Regions from separate parts of the Homo sapiens genome. Here region 1 is linked to region 2. The links are chromatin contacts, found by Hi-C in ENCODE. All regions are on one chromosome and are shown on one strand. The core of a region is the stretch at or near the end of the contact, and the rest is flanking DNA. Distances in the headings are between cores, read along the strand shown.

Region 1 (6,429 bases), core at 2,574-5,073, 3.4 Mb after region 2:
ATACCTAGACCTGTCCCTTCATTTGTTTCCTTTTAATAGATGATTAATTGCTGCCCTGCTAAAGGAGTTTTTTTTTTTTTTATGGCTACTATATTGCAACTCTAGACATCCTCTGTGCAATTTCTCTCAGCAAGCCCCAACTGTAATAACTGTTTGCTAATTGTAAAATCCTTATCCAGAATGAGGTTTGGGCAAACAATTTGTACTACTGTAATTACATTGTAAAAGTGTTTAGTCCCTTGATTGTTCAGAATTAATTGTATAAAGGCCTAGAAGTTATATTAGGTTCACAGTTTAAAATGGAAAGACTGTGGGGGGGGGGAGGGGCACTTTTCAAAACTACTGAGTTGATTTTAAGTCCGCAAACTCAAACTATCTCATTCTTTAAGGAAAATTTGTGTGTAGGTAATTTAAAGTACATTTTTAAGGTAATCTGGCACATCATGGTTAAAGCATGCAGTCGTCTAGTCTTCCTCCTGCTTTGAAGATTTTGGTTATGTTTGCAAAGGGTGACTTACCTGAACCTTCTTTTCTCATCTGTGCTAGAAAACAAAAGAAAAAGATTACCGGAAAGCAACAATACAAAATAAATCCTGTTGTCAAATATATATATATATATATATACTGACCTTTTCCAAATTTGAAAACGTGGCCGCAGAGTTGTGGTAAATCCAAGCCCCGTTACCTCTTTGCCGAAGAACCCCTGAGGCTGTTAAAGACCACAGTCCTCTAAGCGTATTTCGCAATAAATTTCTCTCAGTTAAATTATACTTACACAATTTCCCTCGCAGTTCATTTAAGGATCATAAACGTAGGTGTGCCCTGTCGGTGTTTGGTTTGACCCCCACCTCCCACCCACGCATCTCCCTCCTACCCCCGAGTCGCGCAGATGCCTGGCGGGCCTGATGCGGGGACGATGATCACACCCCCGCGAGCAGCCATCGGAAGGCGCTCAGGTATACCCCGAAGTCGGCTGGGGTTCCGGGAAGGGGTCGCAGACTGCCGGCCCAGCTTAGTCCTTTCCCTAATCGGAAAAGGAGCGTGCTGCCTGGCCCAGCCAGCGCAGCCTCCCAAGGATTAAACAGAAATCGCCTTCCTGAGACGGGGAGGTTCCATCTTGGCCTGAAATTCTGCTTCCAAGTTCATGTTGTGGGGCCGGGGAGCGACGGTGAGGCGTGGGGTGGGGGGGTGGGGGGATGGGGGGAGGCCGGGAAGTGTAGGCAGAGGCATAAAGGCGCTGGTAATGCACCTGGCTGCCCACCCACTCCGTCCCCAGCTTTTACTCGCGGGCCTGTCTTAACCTCCCAAGTGATGTTTCAGGGCGTTTGTACCAGAAAACCTACACATGTATGTGATGGAAAAAAACTAAAAGATCCTGAAACTTAAGCGTCAGAAAAAAGACAGGGAGAAACAGAGAGAAAAAGGAGAGAGGAAGCAAATGATAAGGGATCCTGGAGATGGTTTAAACACACACACACACACACACACACACACACACACACACACACACACACACACACGAGGGAGAGCTCTTTCAAGGCAAAGCGCTTCTGAAGGTTTTGGGAGAACGTGTGTCAGCCCTTCAGGCACACAGGGTGCCAGTACGGAGTTGGGGGCGGGGAAGGGTGCAGTGCAGGCGGCTGGGAAGGCTCATCTGCTCGGCTTTATGGAAACGCTCCACTGTTGGGGGCAACCAACCCCGCGTTGACTCCTGCGAAGTGCTAAAGGAAGCGATAGATGTCGCCTAAGGAGACTACGGACGCTCGGTGGAACCTCATTCCAGACCTATGTTCTCATGCTCGCCCTGTGTCTCCTGCTCCTCGGAAGCCCACTCTATAGAATCTTCAGTCCTACCTCGCAGACGGACGCAAATTATCTTTTACTTTGCGCTTAAGAGTTGGCTTCAATACATTTTAGAGCTCCTAACCTTTCCCAAACAATCTTCGGATGAAGGGATACCCCCAATCTTGCTCAAAACTCTTTCCCTACCTACACCCCCTTGAGGGTGAGGGTTCAGTCCGCAGCTGGCGAGTGGGACGTGGGTGGGGGCGATGGAGGCGCGGGCGGGCTGCTTGGAGGGAGTCAGCCTTTTGGCCACCTTCAGGGCGGGAATAGGGACTGGCAGTTCGCATTCCCCGCAGATCGAAGCTCCCTGCTGATCGATTATTTGATAATTGATTTTCCCCGCAGCCAATGCGCGGCGGCCTGGGCGGGGGCGCCTCCTGATTGGCCGAGCACTCCTCCACGGCTGCCTACCGAGATTTGGGTGAGCTCATTTTCCAGTCGACCGCAGGGGGAGTTTTCTGCGAGGTTTCAGCTGGAGGGAGGGGGAAAAATCCTCTCGGAGCCGAGCGAGCTGCGAGCCCTGCTTGTGGATGTGAGGTTTCCAGCCACTGGTAGAGCTGCTGCGGCTGAGCCATCTCGGCAGATCAGAGCCCAGCGGACAGAAATATAAATACGAAAATAACGCCACTAAATATAATCACAAGGGAGAAGCTTAGAGCGGGAGAATAAAGAGAAGGGGTGAGGGGGAATTAAAGCCCAGGCAATAGGTGTTAAAGTTAAAAACAAAACAAAACAAAAAACAGTGGTTGGTTGGAGCCTCCGAGTTGTAGGTACAGGCAGCTTTTGTCTGAAATCTCAGCTTCCGAAGCGGATTTCTTTTTCTCTGGCACTGGGAGGTTTCGCCGAGCCGGGTTGGGGACGGGAAAGAGGAGCGCGGGGAAGGATGTCTGGGGTGGTGAGGGCAGGGCTTCGCTGGAGAAAGAGCTAGTGGGGCGCGAGGTTCTTACAGGCCCGGGAGAGGTCGAGGCTGGAGCCCCTCGGCGCCTCTAAGACAAAGGCAGCGGTGGCTGCAGCCGGAGCCTAGCACTCCGGCAGCGTCGCGCCGCGCCGCGCCGCGCCCTGGGCGCACGGCCGCCTCACCCCGAGCGGGTCGGAGAAAGAGCCTCCCTCCCAGCGGCTCCCCGGCCCCGGCTCCGCCCGCGAGGTCTGGGCTGCTGCGAGCCCGCGCCGGGTTTCGCTTTCCGACGATCATAAATAGCTTGGTGTTTGTAAACAGGCGCTGGGGGCACATTCCCCGCGCTCAGCTCATTGTTCCCTCCCTTCCTCTCTACTTCGCGCAGGACGCCTGGGCTGGGGCTGGGAGCCGCCGGGGCTAGGAGGTGGGGGAGTCCAGACCCGAAGTGACAAAATGCTAGCATTTTCTTTCCCCCGGCCGGGCGTCCACCTCTAACAGCAAAGAAACCTCTAAGCTGGGTCTGCAGAAAGCCCGAGCCACCTCAACCCCATGTTCTCAGGACTCCTTAGCAGAGGCTTTCCCAACCTGGCTTCTCCCTCCTTTTCCTCCACGATCCCGCTTTGACTTTTCTCCTTGCAGTGTTTAGTTCTGAGAATTCAGTACTTTGCGCATCACCCCCTGCCCCGAAAAACACTGGCAGACCCCAATAATTTCGAGGAAAGTCATGAAGTCTATGCGCGGAGCCCTGTGCAAAATAACTCCCGCTGCTGCCTGCCCGGCGTTGATTCCCAATTTATTTCAAGAGAGTCGGCTTTGGGGAGAGAGTCTGCAGGGGGAGGGAGAGAAAAGAATACTGAAAATAAAGCTGGCGGCCGCGGGCTACTGCCTGCGTTTGTGTGCGTGTGCCCTGGGTGTGTGGTGTTTGTGCCTGGGCGTGCGATTTAATGGAGCGCCTCTCTGCCTCTCCAGTGCGGCCAGAGCTCGCTTCGCGCACCCACCCCTGCCGAGGAGCCTACTTGCTGCAGCCCAATGCATTGTGTAAGACGCGACCTGTTATGGCCACCACTACTTCCGGGTTCTAGCATTCTGGTCGGAATCCACCTCTCCGCCTGTGCAACACACACTTTACACACGCACGGGGACTGCAAGCGGGCAGCATCGATCGTGGCTCCTTTAAGACAAACTCAGACAGACATTTTTTTTAACCCTCCTTCTCTAATCTCCTTCCAGTGCAGCACTTGCAAAGAGGGAGAGAGAGGGAGAGAAAGAAAGAGAGAGAGAGAAGAGAGAAACTGATTAGGAATTAGGACTGATTCAAGGGAAGCGAGCGCTAGGGCTTTGTGCATTTGAATATTAACATTTGAGGTGTTCTGACCAGAAGAAGACAGAGCGGATGATCATTCATTCACCACGTTGACAACCTCGCCTGTGATTGACAGCTGGAGTGGCAGAAAGCCATGAGATTTGGTAGTTGGGTCTGAGGGGCGCTCTTTTTTTTCCTTTTCTTTCTTTCTTTCTTTTTTTTTTTTTAAACTGATTTTTGGGGGAGAGAAGATCTGCTTTTTTTTGCCCCCGCTGCTGTCTTGGAAACGGAGCGCTTTTATGCTCAGTGACTCGGGCGCTTTGCTTCAGGTCCCGTAGACCGAAGATCTGGGACCAGTAGCTCACGTTGCTGGAGACGTTAAGGGATTTTTCGTCGTGCTTTTTTTTTTTTTTTTTTTTTTTTCCGGGGGAGTTTGAATATTTGTTTCTTTTCACACTGGCCTTAAAGAGGATATATTAGAAGTTGAAGTAGGAAGGGAGCCAGAGAGGCCGATGGCGCAAAGGGTACGTATTAAAAAACAATTGTGGAACTCAAATGTGAGATTAAATTGAAACGTGGCCGAAAGACACTGCTAAAAAGTTTCCTTTTTTTCTCTCTCTCTTTTAAAAAATGAGGCTCCTAAAGCCGTGGCCTAAGCGAGAGGATTTATTCAATGCATTTGTAGACTTATGTATGTTACTTGGAGTTGTTAATTAAAGGAATCTATTTATCTATAGATTCCTAACCAGCAGCTATATAAATAAAAATGCAAGCTCAAACAATCATCTGGGTTTTTTTTTAAAAAAGCTAGATACCTAAAGCTGTAATTTGAACATTCAGAGATCAGAAGTTTAAAGTTATGTTTAAACTAAAATATGCAGCTGGAAACTTCTGATATGTTATTGATTATGCTCATCTTTAATATCACTAGAAGTATTCAGCTTTTTAAAGGAAATAACTTTGTCATAGTATAGCCAATTTTTTGGTCAGAAAACATTCATCTTTTTATAGTAATTTCAATTTGTATAGACTTGTATACAAGGCAATATTTTGCAAGTTTCTCTTAGATAAGCCCTCTACTAATTGAATACTAAGCACACAGTTACTCACTTTAAAAATGCAATACTAATTTCCCCATATTCCTTTTTCAATGGAAATGCAGTGAGAGTAAAGTGAGACAATGACAACCCAACTGAGGTAGTTTCTTAAAAGAAAGGGGGTCTACAAAAAGCCTTCCTTGCATAATTTGTGTCCTGGCCCTCAAAGCCCTGTTTGCAAAAGAAAGTTACTAGGCTGACACAGTTTTCTTTACTCCTTTGGTTCAGGCAAATGTCAGCGTTCTTCCAAACTCTTTTCACACCTCTGGCTTTAAGGAGATGAAAGTGGCAATTCCTCCTTTCTTTGAAAATCATTTCACTCTCAGCGCCTCCAAATCTTGGGAAAATAACTGCCTGGAATGAACCAATTAGAAAAACCTAAATAGCTAAATTTCACACACACAAAATAATGACAATCAATATGAAAGTAGTTTTTTTTTTTTTTTTCTGGAAGAGGAAGATGGAAAGTTGTGCATTTGCTTTTGAATTTGCTTTAAACCTGGTGAGTAACATTTGCCTCCTTGACTTCTAGTCTGGAAACAAAGTTCATAAGAGTAAATAAGAAAATAGAATATTAGCTGCTTCAACTATAGATTTTCTTTAACTTTGGGGGTGGGGAATTGCCCAATTCTAAATTCAGCTCTGATGTTCAGGAAAAGCTACCCTCCTTTGAGTTTCACTTATAAGGGGTCAGTTAGTTTTGTATAATTTAGCAGAGTTTGTCTTGGAAAGCAAAAGAAATGCAGTGTCTTGTAGGACTGCCTAACCTCACGCTGGCAGGGAAATAAAATGAGAAGCCTGTCTAAATTCACGTGCTTTGCGTAGCTGTTCCCATCGTAACTTTTTTTTTTTTTTTTAATTCCCCCTGATGTGAAGGGGCTGTGAAACTAGGCGGGTTTGCTGCAGTGTCCTGGCACGTTTTATTATTGTGATTTTGAATTTCTTCCTCCAGAGACATGCCCGTTTCACCTTCTACCCTCGGGAGAATGCTTCTCTTTCTCTCTTTCTTTCTTCTTTCCTTCTTGCCAAAGGAGCCTGAATTTCTAAACTAGTTGATAGGGACACAAGTTAGGGCAAGATCATTCATCCCAGACGAGTCTCGCTGAGAATTCTGTATTTTTTACTTAAAGCTTTAATTTTAAAATAAGAAAAACTCAGCTTTATAGATGCAAGGCCACCGAATTCCGGGTGGAAGGACCCAGCTGTATTGACCTTATATAAGCTCGGTGCCTTGCCGTTCTCCCATTTGCCCGCCTGGCCTCCTGAACCTTCTTTCTCTCCTGTTTGTC
Region 2 (6,335 bases), core at 899-3,398:
TATTTTCTTCTTTAGCATAGCACTGTCATTTTTTGTGAAAATGGTTATGTTTATTTATTACAATACTGAGTCATATATAAATTTTCAATAAAAGCAGAAACTTTCTTACCTTAAACACGGCTGCTACTTTCTTGCAATGAAAACTTGACATTGGCTTGAATGGAAGTTTGTCTATCCGTAAGACTTTTCATGTGGAAAATGGTCCTCTGGAACTTAGGGCAGGATACTGGGCTGCATTTGAAGCTGAATAAGTTTACACCATCCCAGAGGGGGCCCTACTGACACACGAATGCGAATTGAAAAGTAATTAGTCATATTCTTAAGCAGTATAAACTATCATGTCTTTTGTAAAGGGTCATCTCTGCTAAAGATTTGAGGAAATTTGTGATTCCACACCAATGAAAAACCAATATTTATATCTTGAATTTTCCACGTCATTACTTTGAATTGTTAGAGTTTTGAAGTCGTATTAGGGAGAGTCGTGTCTTCTGATAACCGGCAAGTCTGTAGGTACTGAAGTGAAAGGAAGAGGGTTATTGTTGGGGGGCGGGGAGAATGTATGCAGGTATGTGTGTATGAAATGAGGGAAAGAGAACTTTTAACAAGAAGTTCTAGGCTACAGAAAAAAAAAAAAAGCGATTCTATGCTAGTTTCCTTCATTCCCCCACAGGGGTGTCCAAACAAAGAAAGCTTGTTCAACAAGTCCAGAAACTTAGAGAAAAAAGTCCACTAGCATTTATACTTCAGCGTAGATCGTATGTATGTGCACACAAACAAATTTCGTTCCAAGTATGCAGCCACCTCCAGTTGCCAGTCTTTCAAAATGATAAAAACTTGCTACGGTAGAATTCCTTCATGATGAGCATTTCTTTTAAGTTATTGAAAAGTTATTTTAAGTAAATGAAGTCGGTATTTGCCCTCTTTATTCGAGCACGAGAGCAGAGAGAGAGCTGCTGCTCTCTGGGGAACGCTCTCAGAATCCCGTTCTAACCCCGGGAAAACTCAGCAGACAGAAATCGCCCGCCCCAAGCAGCCTGGGGCCTGGGCGGCCAACAGCACCCACCCAGTTTACGCTTGATTCGAGGAACCTTCACTCCCGAGGGGCCTCGCCGAAAAGCAGCTCCTTCGCTCCCGAAGCCGCTCCCAATCGGCCAACTGACAACCCTTCCCTCGCCCCAGATTTGCTAGGATGGTCTGGGACCGCCGGGCGGCCCCTCTACCTGCCCCTTCAGCTTTAGTCCCGAGCCTCTCGGGGTTTCAATTTGGGCTGCTCGGTGGCGCCCGAACGCCCCTCAGCGGCGGTGGAGCGTGGACTCCGGCGCCTGGCGGGGTAAGGCCCGCGGCAAGGGCGCTGCATCCGGACATCGCTGCGTGGTGCCCAGACGCTGGCTCCCGAGAACGGGCACGAGCCCAGCACGCCGGAGGACCCGGAACTCGAAAGCCCGCGCTGCGGGAAAAGAGACTATCGGTCCGAGGGTCGCAGAGGAGCAGGGGCGTTGGCAGCGGGCTTGCTTGGGCACAGTCTGCGGGCCGGAGCAGAACTTCCGCCCCTGGTCAGATCCCTCGGCCTCAGATCCAAAGCCCTCCCCTTGTCCCAAGTGTCCTCCAGAGCCTGGCCGGGCCTGGAGGTCACCTGGATGCTGGATCCTTGTCTCCACACCCAGCTCCCTCGCCCCTTCCCGGCTCGAGGGCCTTGAGCTGGACGGCTTCACCTCCTCCAGTGGTGTCCCCACTTCCCCTTCCCGCACCGCGGCCGATGCTGGAACGGTCATGGCTTCTGGCCCAGCATCTCCCACCTGGACATTTGCCTAGCGACGGCCGCCTCAATCCTCTGCGCTGCTTTCAAGAAACTTTCATCCCAGTCTCTCTCCCTCTCCACTCTCCTCCCTCTCCCCCTCTCCTCTTTCTTTTCTTAATCCTGGGGTTTTATGGGCTGAGCGTTAAGAAAATTCGCCTGCAATTTGGGATTAGATAAATACTCTAATTAGGAAAAAAAAAATCCGTGCTACTTGATACCTCCCAACTTCCCCGAGAATGGTGGCAGCATCTGGAACCGAGAGCGCCGGCCTCCCGCGAGGCGTACCCCGGGGACCGCGCTGGCACATTCCAGAGCGCACTGCCGTCCCACCTCGCTGCGCCGGACCCAGGTCAGGTGCTGAGGCTGCAGGCGAAACAGGGCCTGGTGGAGGGAGGAATGAGTTAAGGTGGAGGAATGGGGCAAGGTCACGCGCCCCGGCACTGGAGGGCCAACCCCGGCACACAGCGGACTGGCCGGGACTAGGGCAGCGCCGGGCTATGGACGCGGACGCCGGCGAAGCGCACCCCGGGACGTCCGCATATTCTTTCCCCCAAAACTAGTGCGCTCCAGCCGGCGCCTTTCCTCGGAACCTAAGGAAGGGGTATATTTCGTTGCTTTCTTTAAACCTCAGCACGATCACAGTGGCTCCGAGCCGCGGGCGGCTGACCGCGGGCCTCGCGGGCTACTCCTGGTAGGGGCCTGCGCGAGCCTAAGGTGTGTCCCCGCCTGGGTTAGCGCTGCGCTCTGCACTGTTTCTTTTCCTCTTAAAGCTTCTTTCTCACTCACTCTCTCCCTCCTTCTCTCTCTCATTTTTTCCCCATTTCTCTCGTTCTTTTATTCAGCTTTCTCTCTTTCTCTCCCTTTTGTGAATGGGCCGCGGTGTCTTTGTTCTGTAGAGAAGCGCCCGTGTCGCTGACTTTTGTGAACCAGAGAAGGATCTTGTAAAACCTCCTTTTCTCCTTCGTACGCCCCCACTCCCACCCCTCCTCCCCTGCCTCTTTGATTAGATGTTCCCTCATCGTCAAAAAAAAAATGTAATTTCGTTGGTCTGGCGGCCACTTTCTTTGAACATTAGCTCGCTTTCAGCTCCAACTTCAATTAGAAGGAGTTGATTTTGAGAGATCAACAAAAGAACCGACCAAAGCCTTATTAAAGGTCCTAAGAAGATCTCCCGGGTCCTTTGAGAAGCAGTTAAGGAAACAGTGTGCCCTCCATCATATTCTGTTACCGTATTTTATTCGGACTCCAAAGGAAAGTGTCGCTTGGGGGAGGGGGAAGCACTTTGATGAGCGGCGGCCGCGGCCCCTTTTCACTCAGCGGGCTCCCCCTTCGTTCTCCTCCTCCTCACCCAGCGCCCGGTCCGCTCTCGGCGCCCGACCCCGCAGCCCGGGCAGCGCGAGTGCTCCCCACTGCGATGCGCCTGGAGGCTCCTTGACTTGCCCTCACACTTAATCCTGTGCAAACTTTTTACCCCGCCTGTCGGGGTGGGGGAGTGGGGGAGATTAGAAACAAGGGGTAGAAATTCCTCGAAAGGGAATAAAGTGCCTAATTTTCAGGAGGAGGTGCCATTTAAAAGATTCGCCTAGCTTAGAGTTGGAACGAAAACTCTTTTTTGCACTTTTAAAAGTCCACCCAGGTAGACGTGTTTGGGAAGTTTTTTCGGGTGGGAAATGGGCTTCGCCCGTACGAACAATCCGGGGAAATCGCCTCAAGGAGGATCCTTACGCAGCATGTGGAAAAAAGTTGAGGGCAGGGGTCTGTGGCCACATTTTCCATCAAAAAGTCCCTGTTAGAGGCAGTCTAAGAAAGAGAGAGAAAGAGCGAAAAAGAAACTTTCCTATCAAAATGTTTCAATTAAGAAGTAGGGTGTACGTGTGAGGGGAAGAGGACGCTGGGCTCCAACGTTTCAGTAGAAGCGCTTAAGACTTGCAAACACCCTTGGTGGGGACCTGGAACCCCGGGAGATGCCGACGAGCAAGCAGGTAAGTGGCGGCGCCCTCCCAGTGGGTGCTCTTCCCAGGCGCGAGAGTCCGGAGGGGCCGAGGAGAGATCTGCACGCCCGGAGCTGCTCCCGCGCTCTGCAAAGTAGCCTGCGCCGGCACGAGCAGCCCGCGGCGTCGGTCTCAGGTGGCGGCGCCGGGGAAGAAAACGCTGGGGCCCGCGGCGCCGGGAGAGGGGCCGAGGCCCGGGCTCCTCCAGCCCGCCGCCCCCGGGTCCTGGCGCCCACACCCGAGCGGCTGAGCCCTGTAGCGCGCGGGAGAGCGAAGGAACCGGTTCTCCAGCACCTCGCCTCCTCCCTGCCACTCCCTCCGGAGCGCCGAGAGCGCGAGAAGGGCGGGGGCGCCCAGGGCAGGCCTGGAGACCCACGGCCCCCTCCGCGGCCAGGACTCGGGCTCTCCGCTCGCCTTCCTCGCCTAGCTCTGCGCCGCTTTTGCCAGCCGAGTCCCGGAGTTAGCGCGCGACCGGGGCGGGGCGGGAGGGCGGGGAGGGCGGGGTGTGGGGGGCGGGGGAGGGCGGGGGCGCGCGGAGGTAACCCCCGGCTCGCGCAGCCATTGCCCGGCTCCCTGTCACTCAGCCCGCGCGGGGCCCCCGATTGGCGGCCTAGCCCCGTTACGCACTCGCCTCGCGTTCACATACCCGGGGAGGGCAGTAGAAAGGTGATCAATCTTCATCAGGCTACATTTCCAATCACCTAAACAACCGAGCAAGACAAGCCACTCCGACAAGGTAAATCGCTTGATTTATTTAGTTTGCAAAGTGACTCTGCAGGACTTCCCAGTCCCCACTGCCTCCACGTTGCACCGGGAGTGCCGCGGCAACGCCGAGCCACCTCCCAACTCTGCCCCTCGAATTCCCCCCCTTGCGGCCCCTCGGCGCGATCCCAGGCGAGGCAATGTCCTGAGAACGTGTGGGGCTTAGCAAACAAAGTGTCTGTGCAATAAAGTGAAACCCAGAAGGACACGCACAAAGCCATTGAAAAAAAAGATAGAGGTGGGAAGAAGGAAGTTGGGAAAAGAAAGAAACCTGGGGGTCCTAGACCAGCCGCCAGGGTAATTCCAGTGCTGCTCTGTTTTGCAGGTTGGCTGCCCGGCGGGTCTCTGTGAGAGATCCAGGTAGATGGTGAACGGCCCCGGCAGCTGAGGGCAGGTAAGGAGAAAGCCGCGGGGCCACCCCGGACTCCGGGAGCGCGTTGGTTACCCTTATCTCCCCCTCCTCAAATGGATCCCGGCTTCCCCGGTCCCCAGCAGGTGGTCGGGGCTGTGGGAGCGGCCTGGCTCCCCTCTTGGTGAGCCGAGGACCCCGGGGCGCTGTCGCGGCCCGCAGCCCCCTCCCCCGCCTCCTCCGAAGTAACCAAGCTGAAGTGCTAAGTTTGGAGAAAGTCTTTGAAAACTCACGCTGCAGCTTCGCAAAGCCGTCGCAGCTTTGAGTCCCATTTTCCTTCGGCCCTAGAGCCCTGGCTGCTTCCCTTCCGGTCCCCTTCCTACAAGCTGGACTCCCTCAGCCCAGGTCTTGGGTCCCAGAAGACGGGGGCGGGAACGGGGCTGGGGGGAGCTTCTTTAGCTCTAACTTCTCTCCTTGAACGTCCTAGCCCGAGTCCCTGGCTTGCTTCACAGCGATCCCGCTAAGCGGGGTGTAGCGATGGCCCCCCAGGGCCCCAGGCCCAGTTTCCAGCGCCCCTCCCTGACCCCTGAGAGTGGCACCCCGGGTTCCCGGCAGCGGCGGGGGCGAGGCTTCGACCTCCCAGCTCGGGTCTGCGTGGGCTACGCCGCTGAGGCCTAGTTCTCTGTTCTCGACCGTGTCCTGGGGCCGCGGGTTCAGCTACAAGGATGGCAGCACGCGACTTGCTGCCCTCCGGCTTCACAAATCCCCGAGACCCTTTGAGGTGCTAGGCCAGTCACCCTTCACCCCCTGCTGGGACCCTGCGGTCCGCAGCCCAGACTGGGCAGAGAGAAGGCCGGGTGCGCGCTGGCAACGAAGGACGCTGGCCGCAGCTGAGGCGCTCCCGACCTCAGGCCGCATCTTGGGGTCGCCCCCCTCTACAGTGGCCCCTTCGGCGTCCTCTGGCCCTCTGCGAAGCCTGGGCCCGTTACTGCGGTTGAGGTGCGGTGGGATTTCGCGTCAGCGATCTTTCAGTGGCTGGGCACAGAGAGGTCAGCTGGAGTGGTGATTGCGGGATCTGGGGCAGGGGCGCAGCCCTGGAGACCTTTAAAGGAACCAAGTGTCTAAGTGGACAAGAAGTGCAATTAGCCCTCCACATTGGCCCTTTGTAGTCTCTACCTTTTCAAAAACACGTGAAACAAAATGAAACAACGCCTCATGCTCTGGGCGGCCTGCCGTCCGGGCACCAAGTGAACCTTTGCTTGTGCAACATGAAGCTGGCTTCTGCCGGATTCAGAATTTTGCCTGGACTTGGGAGCTTGTACACTCCGCGGTTCTGGCTCTGACCTCCCCAGCCTGGCCCTGCTTTTAACTTCTCCTTACTCCTATGGACTCCCTACCAGTGTCTTTGGCTCATTCCAACCCTAGAGCCAGACGA

Evidence for each region. A loop is a pair of places that touch in the nucleus more often than their neighbours do. Pooled maps may share reads with other maps.
Region 1: a loop to region 2 is called in a map of naive thymus-derived CD4-positive, alpha-beta T cell, with 19 times the contacts of the local background. The contact joins the promoter of MEIS1 here to the promoter of EHBP1-AS1 in region 2. A Hi-C loop is called at or near these places in 1 of 168 maps with a recorded cell type or tissue (naive thymus-derived CD4-positive, alpha-beta T cell), 8 of 37 single-sample maps with no recorded cell type and 11 of 50 pooled maps.

Annotation. Positions count from the first base shown.
Region 1 is chr2:66,431,302-66,437,730 of GRCh38, forward strand. MEIS1 (Meis homeobox 1) reads left to right here and starts at 3,824. Exons shown (of 13, transcript NM_002398.3): 1 at 3,824-4,567. The coding sequence starts at 4,556. It overlaps MEIS1-AS3 (MEIS1 antisense RNA 3), which reads right to left and starts at 2,169. Exons shown (of 4, transcript NR_046438.2): 1 at 1,990-2,169; 2 at 630-709; 3 at 519-537. RefSeq lists enhancers at 1,998-2,350, 3,220-4,096, 3,684-3,783, a silencer at 2,876-2,975 and a promoter at 3,582-4,122.
Region 2 is chr2:63,046,373-63,052,707 of GRCh38, forward strand. It overlaps EHBP1-AS1 (EHBP1 antisense RNA 1), which reads right to left and starts at 2,149. Exons shown (of 4, transcript NR_033389.1): 1 at 2,017-2,149; 2 at 110-278. EHBP1 (EH domain binding protein 1) reads left to right here. Exons shown (of 23, transcript NM_001142616.3): 23 at 1-115. OTX1 (orthodenticle homeobox 1) reads left to right here and starts at 4,458. Exons shown (of 5, transcript NM_014562.4): 1 at 4,458-4,525; 2 at 4,877-4,945. RefSeq lists enhancers at 1,461-2,209, 2,188-3,596, 2,210-2,959, 2,960-3,707 and a silencer at 3,824-4,483.